Regions from separate parts of the Mus musculus genome. Here region 1 is linked to region 2. A link is a loop called in an ENCODE intact Hi-C map of the cell type or tissue named here. Cell type or tissue: heart. All regions are shown on one strand.

Region 1 (8,000 bases), 390 kb before region 2:
CAGGAAGCTCCGTCTCTGGTGTATTAATGAGATGGCAGAGCCTTTAAGAAGCAAGGTCTAGTATGAGGTAATTAGGTCACTAAGTATGCTACCTTGGAACAGAGTGATGCTGTCACATTAGAAGGGAACTAGATTGGTTTCCACTAAAATGGGTTGTTTTAGTCCAAGACCACCTGTGGGGTTGGCTCCTTTCTGTACATGTTGAGCTCTGTTTTGACTTCTCTGGCACACTGTGATGCCTTGTGACATCACAAGGGGGGGCCCTTTCAGGGCTGCTGGCATGATGCCATTTGGACCTTCTAGGCACCAGAACCATGATCCAAATAAACTTATGTACAACACATTGATCCTTGGGAATTTTGTTATAGTGACACAAAATGGACTTACACAGCTAGGTACCGAAGTTATTTCTCTTCCTAATAGTTCTCTAAGCAATACTTTCCCTCCTATATACCTATATATCTTTCTCTTGCAGACATTATATATGGCTTTACTGATAACCATATAGCTGGGTTGACATAGCCATGTGGAATTCTGATTACATTTTTGCATTAATATCATTGATCAAATCATGCCATTTTCTCCATCAGCAATATCTCTTACAATCAAAATATACATTTCTTTTACAATATAATTATCAGTATCAGTTACAACCACTGGGATGTGTGGAATGTCTGCCAAATAAAATGAGACACAGATTAATTTCAAGTCCTACAACAGTGCAGTGCTGTCAAAATCATTGATAAAATTGTCACTGGCTGTAATCTGAAAAAAAAAATCTGGACAGCTTTAGAAGGGTTCCAAGGTCTATTAGAGTCAATCTGTAAGGTCCAAGTAAGACTTAAGGCCCATATAAATGTGACAATGTACTGGGACTATATTTGCTAAGCTGTGTGTTGGTACATAATGGTAGTATTAACAGAAATGTAGTTCCCTTTTTTGGATATTTCATTTACATTTCAAATGTTATCCCCTTTCCCAGTTTCCCCTCTGCAAACCCCCATCCCCTCCCCCTCTCCCTGCTTCTATGAGAGTTCACCCCCACAGGTTTTTCTGTTCCTTAACCATCAGAAGGACCTAGCATTTTATATCTGTCAGCACTCAGGAAATTTGACTTGGCACGCAGGGTTTTATCAGTCACTCCTGCTGGTAGACAGCCAAAGCCATTGAGACCAATACAACTTGTCAACCAGCTGGATATCATTTATACATGGAAAATGATGACTATCAGGGACTTTTTCCTAATACTTTGTGGACATTCACAATTCAAACACGTAACACACATTGACTCCAGTTACACACGTATACACTGGGACACGAAATGAATCAATTTGCGGGTTTCTAACAAAATCAATAAAATCAATTCTCTCTCTCTCTCTCTCTCTCTCTCTCTCTCTCTCTCTCTCTCATGAAAATTTTGGCCAAACATCATTACTAGATTGTTTTTGTTTGTTTGTTTGTTTTATAGGCGTGCATCAAATAATCTGAACAGAGGCAGTTCCTGAGTTACATGGTAGCTGTCTGGAGCAGTCATACATGAGCTGAGGGTTCATAAAGTGTAGAAAGTATGGGGCCCAAGAGAGATTAGTGTCTGATGGAGTATAAGGGGAATAGAGATCAGCACGCGTGGGCCAACAGGCAGAGCTTTGCACTTACTTTCTGGTTCTATGTGGCCTTTCCTCAACAAATGAAATGATAACAACTTGACCAGCCTCACCTCAGTGGATGAACTTGCAATGCACTAGCAAGGCAGGCAGTTTCAATCCTACCTCTTGCTGTTCAGCTCCGTAAGAATCAGCCAACACACGTAGCAAGCATATCTTATCACATCCCAGGGACTCTATTACCTACCTGAGCCCAGACCATTTAGGCTATGAACAGATTCAATGAGAGAACACTTAATCTTCTTTACCTAATAGCTGGGTGAAAGCTACCCTATCTTCATCTGTCTAGTCTGGCTTCACAATTTCATAGACTAGTAGAGTCTTAGCTCTCCTGTCCTGGTCCATGCTAATCCCTTAGTGAGAGGGCTGTCTCCACCTTGCCTTTGACTACCAAATTACTTTAATAAGAACATGAGAATCCTTAATATCCTAAGCTGTTACATATGCACCCAGTCCACAGGATCCCCTGTCTTCTAAAACTGTTCTGTAACAGAAGACTCATACTTCACCAGAACCTGGTGGGGAGCGGGGGTGGGGAGATGTTTAGCAAGTTGTTCAGTGACAAGAGAGATAAAGGATGGGAGACTGCTTTGAAATGGTATTTCACAAGCCTCCTATCTGTTCCTGTTCCAGTTCGTGGATATTTGCACGGTTGTCAGGGACAGGCTTGCAAATACTTAAATATATAAGGTCATCATCTTTGGTCACAAGGCTACTTTTACACACACACACACACGGGGGGGGGGGCAGGGAGAGAGAGAGGGAGAGGGAGGGAGAGAGAGACAGAGACAAACACACACAGTGAGTTTCTACATTCAAATGGCAAGCATAAATCTCAAAACCCACTTTAGGGACTGGAGTTTTAGCTCAGTGGAATACTTGCCTGGTATGTGTGAAACTGTGAGTTTGATTCCTATTTAAAAAGTCGTTTTTATGGGACTGAAGAGATAGCTCAGTGGTTAAAAATCAATTGCTGCTCTTGCAGAGAATCTGGGCTTGGTTCCCAGTACCCACATGTTGGCTTACAACTGTCTATAATTCCAGTTCGAGGGGAACCAACACCTACTTCTAGCCTCTATGGGCACTGCACTCATGCATGTGGGACACTTAGATACATGGTGAAACACTCATACTCATAAAAAAAGAAATCGTTTTTAAAAGTCATCTTTAATCCATCTGTCCTTCTGCTCTAGATGCCCTCAGGCTCTGTTGTATCTTGCTCTTCCCACTCTTAAGGTCCTTTTCTTAGTACACAAGGTTTACTCTTGCTCATTGGTATTACTGCAATTGCTTCAGAACCAGTCATTAAAATCCACGTCTCCAGCTACACTCCTGTGAGACCAACCATCCTGAAGCAGAGATCTAATCAGGACGTCTCCTTGTCAGGCTAACAGGTCAAATGCCAAGCCTCCCAGTCACATCCTGGTTCCAGCTCACCTTTCTAACCTCATTTCCTACTTGGAATTTGAAGTAAAATGACCTGTGCTTGCAGCCCAAAGTGTCACTTACTAGACATGTAACCTTAGAAAAGTACACTAATTTCCCAGACCTTTGTTTACTCAACTTGGAAAGAGAAAAAAAAATGCCACCCACTTCCAAGGCTAAAGCTACAACGTTATTTTCGAAAGCCTGTTGTAAACTCTTTAAAGGTGTACAGTCTCCTATTTGTGAACTCAGTGCTCTAATTAAATTCAAAGACCTAGAGGATATTCTTCATGGTTTTGCTCATCCAGTTGTTACTTGTGAGTGGAATGTCCCTACACTCACCATATCCACATGTCCCAACCCTTTAAATCTCTTCTCAAGTGTCCCCTCCTCTACGAAGTCTTTCTGACCCCCCTTCTGGTCCTGATAATCTTAAGTCCCTCCTCTTCTGTACGCCTGCAGCACGTGTGTGCTTCTCTTTGCACACGTCCTTTTCTACTAGGTTGCTACAGAAATGATAAAACCTTTTTACATGTTTCATCATACCTGTTAATAAAGTAGAACTTGGTCATATCCATTTTTCTACCTATCTTGGTGACCCTGTGCATAGTAGATGATTAATAAATGTTTATCAAATGAGTGATTTCCTAAAAATTCATGAGGAAGTAGAGAAAACACTTGAAGAAAAAGTAAAAAAGAAAGTTTGGGATTATCAATAAACACTCTGATGTTCCTTTTCCCTGTTAATATTTGTGACTTGGTTTTTTTTTTATAAGAAAATCTGTGTATACACATATATGTACATAATATACACACATTAGCCCAGGTCTATGTTTTTTAATTTAATGCTTTAAAAATACCATCCAGTGAGCTGAGTACAGTGGCAAGAGCCTATAATCCTAGCATTGGGAGGCAGACACAGGCACATCTTTGTGTGCTGACTGCCAGCCTGATCTGCACAGCAAATTTCAGGTCAACTGGACTACATAATGTGACGCTATCTCAAAAGAAAAAAAAAGGGAGGAAGGAAGGAAGGAAGGAAGGAAGGAAGGAAGGAAGGAAGGAAGGAGAAAAAGAAAAAACCATAGGGGAAAACCTAAACGATAGAGTCACCTCAGTCTGGAAATTCAAGCTGTATCATCAATGTTACTTTCCTCCTGAACTTTCTAGAAAGCAATCAGCAACCTACTCTATACCATTTGGGCTCATAGCCAAACTAATCATCAGAATCCTCCAGCACCTTCCAAATAACTCTTCTGACTCTTCCTGTGGCTCACCGACATCTTTAGGAAAACAAGTCTCCTGGCATGGCCACAGTGGTGGCTTACGTCCCCACTGGGGTTCATTCATGTGGCTCTGAAACCATTTTCAAGAGTCTTGTTCTGTGCTAACTAGCCATATAAATCTGTCTTCCTTCTTTCAGTTTTTGAAATATTTATAATGTGCTTGCTCTGCTGCATTTTGCGCAGAACTGCTTTTCATCTTTGCCTTTTGAACAGTACATTAGTGCAGAAGCGATGCACTCAGCTCTAAGGAATCAAGTGAATTTTTTTCCTTTTTTTTTTTTTTTTGAGCGAGCACCGGTGCACCCAGAGGTTAAGTCCTTAAGGCCTCCGTATTCATTCCAGCGGTGTGAGGGCGCTCGTGGACTACGGACCCAGCCCTCTGCAGTCTCCGGGAGCCAAATGCACTCGTGTCATCATCTAAGAGATGGCCCATCATTCCTAGACTTAAGTCTCTAAAGTTAAAGAAGTCATTTCCAGATCTTTCCAACTACTCTACAGGGCCCTCTGCACTGTTCCTTTGCCAGCCTGGGGCCCTCTGTCGGTCGCCAGCCTTGGTCAAATCCAGTCGCTTCGGGGCCCGATATTTTTATGCATTGCTCTTTGATTATTAACTAAGAATCCTAAAGTGACTGGAACATCACGATCCAGACAGAACAACAGCGCGGGAACCCTACCAAACTCTTAGTACACACCTCGCTTCCTCGGCTTTCCAGGCACGATCTAGTCCCGTCGCCCCCCTACCCCACCCCACCCCACCTCACCCTACCCCATCCCACCCCACCCTACCCTCCCTGTCCCCCTCCCTAAGAGATCACGGTGGCCGAGCTCCCCCAGCCCGTCCCGAGAGGACCCGCCCCACGCGCCTCGTGCATTCCTCTTGCGTCCACCGCACCACGCTGGCACCTCTGCCTCGGGCTTGCGACCCGCCACCCGGCCCGCCCTCGTCACTCACCTAGCAGCTCCGCGATGGCACTGAAGGGTCGCGTGTGGCTGCTGGAGTTGCTCTGGAGGTAGCGGGGGCTCATCTGGGGGCGAGAGAAGGTTCCGTCCCGCGTGAGGCCTCAGCTCGCCCAGCCCTCCCCGCGCGCCCCCCGCAGCCCTGGGACCCGGGCGCGCTCGCGCGAGTCCGTCCCCTCGGGGGCCCCCGGACCTACCGTGCTCAGGCGGATCCTGAAGGCCTGCGGGACGCTGCCCGCCCGGGCCAGTCCGCCTCCCGGCGTTCCGGGGCCCGCAGGGGCCCCTCGGTACAGGAGCATTTTTTTGGCCGCCAGGATACCGGTTTGCTGCTGCCGGACCCCTGGGCCGGCTGTCCCCGCACTAGATCGCGCTGTCCCCCGACTCGCAGCTGGCGGTGGCCGTCCCGGACTGGCCCTCTCTCGTTCCCACTCGCAGCTGGCAGAGGCGGGGCGCGCTGCAGCCACCTGTCCCCAGCGGGAGGGGTGAAGCCGGAGGAACCCAGCGTCTGCCCGCCCCGCCTTGTCAGCACCTCTCCTGACCCACCGACTGCCAGGGCTGCCCCTGGGCCGTACAGAAATATGGCGATCTCCTGACAGACGCTCCTCCATCCCCGCCCCTAATTAATTCTTGGCGTTTGCCATAGGCCAGGCGGCCGAGCGGGAAAGCGCGAGGGGAGGGGGGATGGCGGTGCGTGGGGAGGGGCGGGAATGTGGCAAGAGGAGGGAGAGCGTGCATGGGATTTCTGGAGTCCCACTTAGGCTTCATGACTAACAGGCAGGATAAGACAAGTCTTTGAATTTCGAAGGACTGCAGTTTTGCTATCTGGGAAGATAGGCTGGAGCTAAGGGGAATTATTCCCACTAGCTACTTCGAAAGCTTATGGAAGCACCAGGAACTTTCTAGAATGCAATTGGCAAACGGCCTACCGATCCTTCAAACCGGCAGGGAGACTTTATAGTAGGAGAAACTGAATTTACTCGCTGCAAATAGGGGGTTGGTTATGTTATAGGATGCGCATAAAGTAATATGCAGCTTTGTGTGTTTGTGCTCTTGGGGGCGCATCGTTTGCACACCACTGACATTTGAAGGCCTGGTGTCTCTGGGACTGCGGTTCCAAACTCACACAGCCATGCTTTTTCAACAGTCTTTAAAATTATTGCGCTTGCTTATTTTGTGTGATTGTGTGTCTGTGTGCACGTGTGGCGATCAGCACACAATTTGAGGGAGTTAAGTTCTCACCTTCCACCTTCTGTAAGTTTGGGGTTCTCAGGTCTTGTGACAAGCACCTTCATCCCTGAGCCATTTCCCTGCCCCTATATTCCACTTTTAAAGGGCATGCCTGCTGTGAGTCTACATTTACCTGTGCTGTGGAGTCATCATGTAGTGTTGACAGCAAACCCAGGTCCTGGAAGGGCACACTACGCAAGCACCCCTACCACCATTATCACTACTCCCAACCCTGTGAGCACTGGGGTTGCAGTCATTTTTATGTGGGTGCTGGGGATCTGAACTGGGGTTCTCAGACTTGTATGGCAAATGTTTTACCAACTGGGCCACTTCTCCAGACTCCTTTTTCTGTGTGTGTGTGCGCGCGCGCACGCAGGTGTATATGTGTTCTTATGGGTGGCGAGGTTTTCACGTGTCCATTTGTACATGGAAGCCAAAGGTCATCATCTTGTTTGTTGAGACAGGGTCTTTCAACAGCCTAGAAATCACTAAGTAAGCATGGGGTGATTAGCCAGCCAGCAATCTGCTTATTTCCGTCTCTCTCGGTGGTGGTGGTGGTGGTAAGGATTACAAAAGGACACTAACCCTGGCTTTTTCCTTTTTTTTTTTTTTTTTAAGAACACGAGGTCTGGGGATTGAACTTAGGTCCTTTTCCTTGCACAGCAAGCGCTTTCCCAACTGAGTGATTTGTTTTTGAGACACTCATTACCTAGCTCAGGCAGGCCTCTGGCTCTGTATCTTCCTTCCTCAGCATATGCTCAGACATCAGGGAGGGCCCCCACGCCCAGCATTACATTTATCTTCTGTTTGTAACGAAAACGTTTTTCAAAAACGTCCAGCTATAGATGCCTTATTGATGGGTAAAGTACCAGCCTTTAGTCCTTCCAGCAACTTAAGCTGCTGGCCACCTTCTACGGATGACTGCCTTACTCAACCACTTCCCAGTTTCCCTGTTATTAGACATTTAAGTTAAATGTAAAAATGTAAGTTGTAGCCATTGTGACTAACATGAGTGAAGATGTCTCTTCTTCTATAGTGATGCCATTTCCTTTGGATATGTATACTGAATGGGGATTTCTAGATAATTCTGTGTCTGGTTCTAGGTAATTCTATGTTTAAATGTTTTGAGGAAGCTCCATACATTTTTTTTTCATAATGGATGTACTAATTTGCACCCGCAACAACAGTTCGTAAAGGCTTCCTTTTCTCTACATCCACACCGGCAATTGTTTTCTTTCTCATTTTGTCATTTTTAACTAGAGTGAGGTGTTGCCACATTATGATTTTCGTTTCTGCCATACTGAGCGTTTTGAGTACACGTGTCTAGGATTGGGTCTTGTCCCTCCATCACCAAACTATGTCTCTCTCTCCAGCTCAGTTTTTATCCTTTATTTTGTGATAGATTCTCATTGAGGTTCCTGGACTGGCCTTGAAATTACTT
Region 2 (8,000 bases):
CAGTAGCTGGCTCTCCCAGAGGGGAAGAGAGGATGTAAGTGGCCGATCTTCCAGACTTCTGTCAAAGACATGAGCATCATCAAATGCCGTGCTCAAAGTCACATGGGAGGAAAGGAAGGATCCTAATGAACAGTGATGAAAATGAGCTCCTAGTGAGAAGATTTTCAACTCCCTGAATAGAAATAAATCTGATCTCTGTTTATTTAACTTCTGGCTTGACTCTCCAATCTCTATAGTTTGTTTAGGCCACTGGCAACTCTGAACCCTTTGTAATGATCATCTTTGCCTTCATTCTGGCCTCTGTTGGATCCTACAGCTACAGCAGCAGCAGCAGCGGTGGCGGTGGCAGCAGCAGCAAATGATGACCACCTTCCGTCTGTCAGCACAGCTGGCTCCCAAGTTAGCTGCAAGGGAAAATTGAGGGTCTTGTTGCTGCAGTTTTGCTTAATTGCTTCCATTCCTATGCTTGCCCCATTGGGGTAGCAGCTTCTCTAAACACCCATTTCCATAGTTTTCAGGAGCAAAAAGAGTTAAAACTCAAACCAAGCTTGACTTGCTGTCCGCTACAGTGGTCACCTGCCTGGCATGCTTTTCGGGGACATTAATGAAAAGATTCTCCCCTGCCTTAGCTGGGAAGCTATGGGCAATGGGCAGCTACCAGTGCAGGGGAAGATTGTTTTTGTCAGATTTGTAGGCCCTGGTAGGTCAGCCACACTCCAGGGGGTGACCCTACACATCTATGATTGAATATATGGGCAGTACAAGTTGGACTCACTGGGCTATAAAAAAGAAAAACAAAAGAGGTCATAAGGTGGGAGGAAGGTGGTGGAGGATAGTGAGTAGACCTTTGAGAAATTAGAGGGAAGAGTATGTGTGGGAGAATATAATTGAAATATATTGGTTGCATATATGAAATTCTCAATTAATTACAATATTGCATTAAAAATTAAGAGTAAGATTGTGTCCAAAACTCTATTTCTCACCCACATGTCACAGAAATAACAACAACAATAATAACTCATATATATATATATATATATATATATATATATATATATATATATATATATATCTTGGCATTGTGCCAGATAATTTCCACCCAAGTATTTAATTCTCAACAAAGCTCATGTGACAAGTGCCATGATGATGCCAGTCTACACGTTTCAGTTCAAGATGGTAAACTGACACAAACATGTAAGTCCTGTCCATCCAGAGACTTATTTTATTTTATTGGTTTTTTTCCAAGGCGGTTTTTCTCTGTGTGGCCCTGGCTGTCCTGGAGCTCATTACGTAGACCAGGCTAGCCTCGAACTCAGAAATCTGCCTGTCTCTGCCTCCCAAGTGCTGGGATTAAAGGCGTTCGCCACCACTGCCCAGCCAGAGACCGCTTTTAAAACAATGATGCAGTTATAAACCCACAATAACAAAGGGCAAAGGAGAGGGAACACCAGAGCCTAAGAAATTTGGAGACATTTCTAAAATCAGGGTGAAAAAATGTGGAGCATTTTGCTAACTAATAAGGCAGAGGGCAGGAACAGACCTCCATAAACTCTCTATGGAAGGCCTGCAGCTGCAAGAGGCATCTCTGAGCCAATGAGATGGCTCGGCGGATAAAGGCTCTTGCTGCCAAACTGGACTACTTCATTTGATTGCCAGAGCCCACATAAAAGAAGAGAACACTGACTCCTGAAACTTGTCCTCTGTCCTCCACAAAGGTGCTGTGGTACGTGCTTCCTCCTCTACACATCCACACTCATTCGTAAATAAATAAACAAACATAAAAATAAGTCAAACCTTAACCAGACCACACGTACAGAAGGTATAGGAGAGAGGTGGGCTGGCAATAGGACTGTAACTATAAGATCTGTATATAGGAGAGGCAACCCTTTAGCTCCTACATGCAGATGAGATGCAAGCCAAATATTTGTCAGTTTGAAACCAAAGGATTTCTGTGTTACAGAAATTGAGCTGAGTATTTAGAAAGAATTAAAGCAGCTGGCTGAATCTTAATGCATTGAGCTTTTGGCAGTTTAATAATTGGACCCCCACCTTTAAAATACACCCAAGTCCCGGTCCTTTCTCAGCAGCCTTATTTTAAAAGATGGACAAGAGGGGCTGGAGAGGTGGCATCTGGAGAGATGTTTAAGAGCAGTGGATGCTCTTCCAGAGGACACAGGTTCAATTCCCAGCACCCACATAGAAGCTCACAACTGTCTGTAACGCCTGTTACAGGGGATTCCTGGCATCTTTGCACAGACATGGAGGCACAAAACCAATGCATATAAAATAAATCAATCTTTAAAAAACAGAAGGACAAGAAACAAAAGAACTTAAGACACAAGGAAAGGCTGGAACATGAGAGAAATCACAAAATGAACAAGACATAGTAGATTTATTCCAGAAAGCTACAACTAGATTTAAATAAAATTCCAAAGAGCATCCATGGGAACATTTGAAAATATATTGCATCTGTAAAACAAGAATAGAATTCTATAAAAATAAAATAAAATAAAAAGCAAGTATACAATCGGGCCTTTTGCAATAGTTTGCAGTATAAGCCTTCGTATAGTCCTTAGATCTCTGAAACACATGAAAATATTATTTACATGAAGTATGAGTTGGTTTTTGTTAAATGATAAGCTTGTAGAAATGAAGACTGTGGTTGACAAAATAGAAAAAAAATCATCAAAGGTGTATTGCTTTCTATTTCTGCCTAACAAATGACCACAGAAGACAAGTCGGTTTAATATGATTCACTGTCACATAGTGTCTGCAGGTCAGGACTCTGAATATAGCATAACAGGCTGCTCTACTCCAAGTTTCAAGAGACTGAGAATCATGATGCTCCCAAGATGCACTGTCATTTGGACTTTGGGGCCTTTTCAAAACTCATTCATACGATTATCAGAACTCAATTCCTTAAAGTTGTGACAATAAAAAGCTTAGCAATTATTAGTTGTACATTAGTGACAGGGCTCAATTGTTAGTCTCTAATATGTGTTAGACTCTAACAGTATGCATGAGGTCTTGTGTTGGATCACATCGCCTGAAAGAAACAAAGAGGGTATCCCACTCCAGAGGCAGTCGTTGGCATGGCTCTTGTTCAAGTTCAGCAAGTCCATCTCCTTTAAAGAGCTTCTGTTGGTCAAGTCAGGCCCAGGAGAGCACCTCTTCTGTTTGACTTAACTGGCTTAGAACATTACTAACATCTGAAAAATTCTTTTACTTCTGCCATATAACCTAACTGGGCAGGGGCGATCCCATCATGTTCACCCTTAAGAAAAAGAGCATGTATGCATCCAGTTTCTATATGGAACTTTTGCTTTGTCTTATCCTATTTTATATTGTCCTGTTTGCTTGTTATCTCTTAGAAGCCTGTTCTTTTCTAATGAGAGAAAGGAAGTGGATCCGGAAAGGCAAGAGGTGTAGATGAACTGGGAGGAGGAGAGGGAATGGAAACTATCATCAGGGTATATTGTATGAGAAAACAATATATTTTCAATAAAAGGAAATATAAAAGTACAAACACTCAGGGATGGTAATGAAAGAAAAAGAGCTTCTGAAGGGCAGGCACTCCAAGAATCTAGGGAGCTTTCATAGGATTCTGCTTAAAACATGGAGAATTGGGAGAAGAAAGAAAGGGGAAAGCGAGAAAGGCCTTAGGCAAGGCCAAAGCTTGATTCATTTAAAAAGATGGCACAGTGGACTTCATAAAATATAAAATTCTTGCTCTATGACACATGCCACATTTGAAAATTACATATTGGATTTATATCCAGAATATATAAAGAGCTCCAATGGTAAGACATATTGAAACAAGCCAATTATTTGAAAGCTGAAATATTTTGAAGAGCCACTTTACCGAAAAAAAAAATTTAAAGATGTAAAATAGCCCATAATCACATGAAATTCATCATTCATGAAATGAGAATTAACAGTTCAACCATGCACAACTACACAGCCACTAGTCATTGAAGCGAATAAGAGCTCCAACTTTTGGCAAGGATACGGAACGATTGGAAGTCTGATTCATTGCTGTAAGATCTTAAAAGGATACATCCACTTTGGAAAGCACTTTGGCAATGTCATAAAAGTAAACACTGGGGCTGGAGAGATTGCTCAGTGGTTAACCCTGCCAAGCACACATGTCAGGCAGCTCTTAATTGCTTAGGTCCAGGGAATCTGATGCCCTCTTCTGGCCTCTGCAGGTACTGGCATACATGCAGCAGACACGCACATGTACACACAAAAATAAAAATAAATTTTTAGAAAAGTAAACATATGTCTAACATGTGATCCAGCTTGCCAGTTCATAGAGAGAAAGAAGTCCACACAAAAATTTGCACATGGAAATTCTAGGCAACATTTAAATTTCTTAACAAATAAACAAAATAATCAGATTGTGGTGACATTTTTATACATGTGTCTTATCGCACTTTCTTCATTTTCTCCCTTTCCATCAACCTAACTTGCCCCCCACCATTGCTCCTGAATAGTGACACTTCTTTATTCATGTCATATATGTATGTATACATATTTCACATATGAGAAAGTACATAAAATATTGGATATTCTGGTTTCCTCTCCCATTAGCTTCATCCCCACAACCCTTGAGACCCCTTTCCCCAGTATACATATAATCCCCTTTCTATATTCATAGTTTGTATTCAGTATATGTATTTAAAGTTATCAGAAATTAACCCAACATGTAGTGAAATTAAATGGGTAAAGAGATTTTTGGAGTATCCATATCATGGAATATTACCTACAAAAACAGAGAGAGGGGGAATTGAGTACTGATACATGCAACAGCATAAATGACTCTGATAAAGATTATTATTTTAAAAGAAACCATACAAAATAGAACTCCAATCTATGGTGACAAAAATCAGATTAGTGATTTAATTAGTTTGAGACAGAATGGTTTCCAAAGAGACATAAGGAAAGGTTTTGAAGACATAAGATGGATTCAATATGTTGATTATGGTGATGGTTTCATACATATGAACAGATGTCAAAACCTATCAACTTGTTCACTTTAAATATGTGCAGTCTATTGTAGGCCACTTACATCTTAATAAAACTATTTTAAAATATAAAAATCATGCCAATAAAAATTACACATGAAAGGAAGGATGCGTATGATCCCATTATATGACATTTGTGAACATGAAAATGTTTTATATTAAAAATAGGTGGAAAATGAACTTTTAGGTCCCCAAAGCCTTTTTATACAATATTAGTATAGTTATCTTTATACAAAATGCAATCATAAAATACAGTTTGAAATCCTTTTTTAATATAAGAAAGGGGCAGGAAGACCAAAGTGCCTAGAATCCATGCAAATCATAATACATCTCTGTCTGCAGTGAATTAAATTTGCAAAGTCACAATAATATAAACATTATTTATTGCTTGTCAGCTCTTAAAGTCAACCTATAAATAAAGCGTGGGAGTTATAATCATAGTTATAGAACAGAATGTAAATGTTATAAACATTGACAATGGAAAGTAATCACAGAGTTCTGCCCACCCCTATAGGGTCTTTGGTCATTTTGTTTTCCATAGTTCCAGTTACTCACCATTAGGCACAGTAAATATTAAGTGGAAATTTCCAGAAATTAAAATTTATAAGTTTTCAGTTGTTTGCTGTTCAGCAGAATGTGAGATTTTCGCACAATCCTGCACCAATCCTGCCCCAGATGTGAATCCTGCTTTTCCCAACACAATCACAAGGTACATGCTGTTATCCTTCAGTCACTTAAGAACTTTGGTGACCGGCTCTACAGTTGAAGCACCACAGTGCTTGTATTCACTAACCATAATGTTGTGGCCTAATGCTACCTCACAATGCCTGCATCCATTATTTCACTTCTGCTCATCGGAAATGGAGATAGACCACATTCACCTAACATTTATTAAACTGTATTTCTATAATTGTTCAAGTTACTTTCAAATGTAAATCAGTTGTTAAATAGTAAATAAAAATATGAAAATTGTATTTACTTATGGGCATGCAACACCACTGATAAGATACCCATATCTTTTGTGTTATTACCTAGACAGAATCTCTTGATTTCTTTACTGTGTTTCACTATATAGTCCAGGTTAGCCTCGAACATGTTATGTAGATCAAGCTTGCATTGAACTCACAAAGACCCACCTACCTCTGCCATGCAAGTTCTTGGATTAAAGGGGTGCACCACCACACCCATAGAAATTGATTTTCTGGGTCAAATGTTGATTCCTTTACTTTTATTGCATAGAATTATTTAAGTCCATATCCTTCCCTCTATTTCACTTCCTATTTGTTTTATTTTTTATGTGTGTGTGTGTGTATGTGAGTGTGTGTGTGTGTGTGTGTGTGTGTGTGTGTGACTGTGTGTCAATGATGTGCCCTTGAAAGCCAGAGGGTGGCCTGGAGCTAAAGTTACAGGTGGTTATGAACCACATGACATGGAACCAAACTCTGATACTCTGGAAGAGCAGCAAGCACTCTCAGCCACAGAGCCATTTCCCCAGCTTCCTACCTTCAGTTTCTATGAAATGGATACAATGGTTTGCTTTTATTAGTGGGGGATATATTCTAGACACTGTGGTGGGTGACCGAAGTTGCATCCATTACTAATCACTATATACATGGCTTTTTTCTCTTTCTACACTCATGTATATGATAGAGTTCAATTTGAAAATCAGTTACAGCAAAAGATTAACAACAATAGTTGGAGCTAAGAGTACAGCTCAGAGGTAAAGCACCTGGTTACTCAGAATACCCAAGGTCCTGGGTTTGACCACCAGCACTACAAAACAACAACAATAACATAATTGATAATAAACAAGAACAAATTTAAAATGAAATTGCAATCTTTTGTGATGACCTATAAAGAACTGGAGATCATTGTATCAAGTGAAGTGCAGAAAGACACATGAGTGCACACATATTAGATGTAAAAAAAAATTAATCTGTCTGAAACTGAAAGGAGAATGGAAAGTATCAGAGGCTGAGGAGAGTGGAGTAAGGGAGGGATGGGGACAGGTTGATCAATGGGTGCCATGGTGACTAATACTGATTGTCAATTTGATAGGACCTAGAATCTTCTCAGAGATGAGCTTGTAGGCATACCTCTGAGGCTGTTTCTAGATGAGATTAGCTGAGATGGAAAATAATAATAATAATAATAATGATAATAATTCCTTTGTTCACTAACTTGTGCTCCATTAACTCTTCTCTTTCTTCGTCCCAGGACTCCAACCCATACAGTGTGACCAGCTGCCTCAAGCTCCTGCTGCTGCCTCCCCCTCTTTGATTGACTTTCCCTGGACTTCTAAGCCAAAAATAATGCCTTTGTTCCTTAAGTTGCTTTTCTTGATGTCTTTTGTGCCAGCAATGGGTAAAGTAACTAATAAAAGTGCTAAATTGCAGTTAGATCGGACTACGAAATTCCTGTGTGCTATTACAAAGACGGGTGACTCTAGATTAATTATATAGTGCACATATCAAAAAGAAGAAAAGACTTGCAATGTTTTTACCATGAAGAAATAATAGGGTATAGTATGCTCTTAGGATGTGTAGTGTTACAAAGGTAATTCATAGTAAAACAACAATATTATATAATTATATTAGCGACACAGAGGTGGTGGATAAGAGTAAGCTGGCTCACGGTGGGACCAATCCTTGCTTTACAGGCCTACAAACCTATTACCTGCAATTATGCCTCGTCTCTTTCTAAGGAGGCAAGAGTGTCAGGGGTTCAGATTGTCTCCTGAGTGCTGGAACCTCACCCTGGCCAGATTCCACAGGTGACCAATCACTAAGCAACTGCAGTCTGTCTGAAATCCTGCTGGAATGAAGACGTGAAACATGAGGGTTTGTGTGCTCCACTATGCAGAACTGAAACTTATGCTCTTTCCCAGAAGACTTCCAAGTAAGCTGGGGAGGAGGGGGATGTGCTGTGTACTCTTGGATCAGCTAGCAGGTGCATTCGAATAGGGAAAGATTG

The links. A loop is a pair of places that touch in the nucleus more often than their neighbours do. Peaks named below come from ENCODE experiments on the same cell type or tissue, not always from the same donor. Only the 100,000 strongest peaks of a DNase experiment are listed, where the experiment ranks them.
Region 1: a loop joins it to region 2, with 2.6 times the contacts of the local background. A loop is called at or near these places in 2 of 42 quality-filtered maps.

Annotation. Positions count from the first base shown.
Region 1 is chrX:139,865,743-139,873,742 of GRCm38, forward strand. It overlaps Morc4 (microrchidia 4), which reads right to left and starts at 5,912. Exons shown (of 17, transcript NM_001193309.1): 1 at 5,530-5,912; 2 at 5,328-5,400. The coding sequence starts at 5,631. In heart, a CTCF peak has its summit at 4,738; a DNase peak (open chromatin) is centred at 5,949; H3K4me3 peaks cover 1,768 bases; H3K27ac peaks cover 1,106 bases.
Region 2 is chrX:140,251,842-140,259,841 of GRCm38, forward strand. No RefSeq gene overlaps it. Among named protein-coding and RNA genes, the nearest start is that of Mir3475, 55 kb to the right of the region's middle. In heart, a CTCF peak has its summit at 4,184 (motif pointing left); no DNase peak of the experiment used is centred here; H3K27me3 peaks cover 162 bases.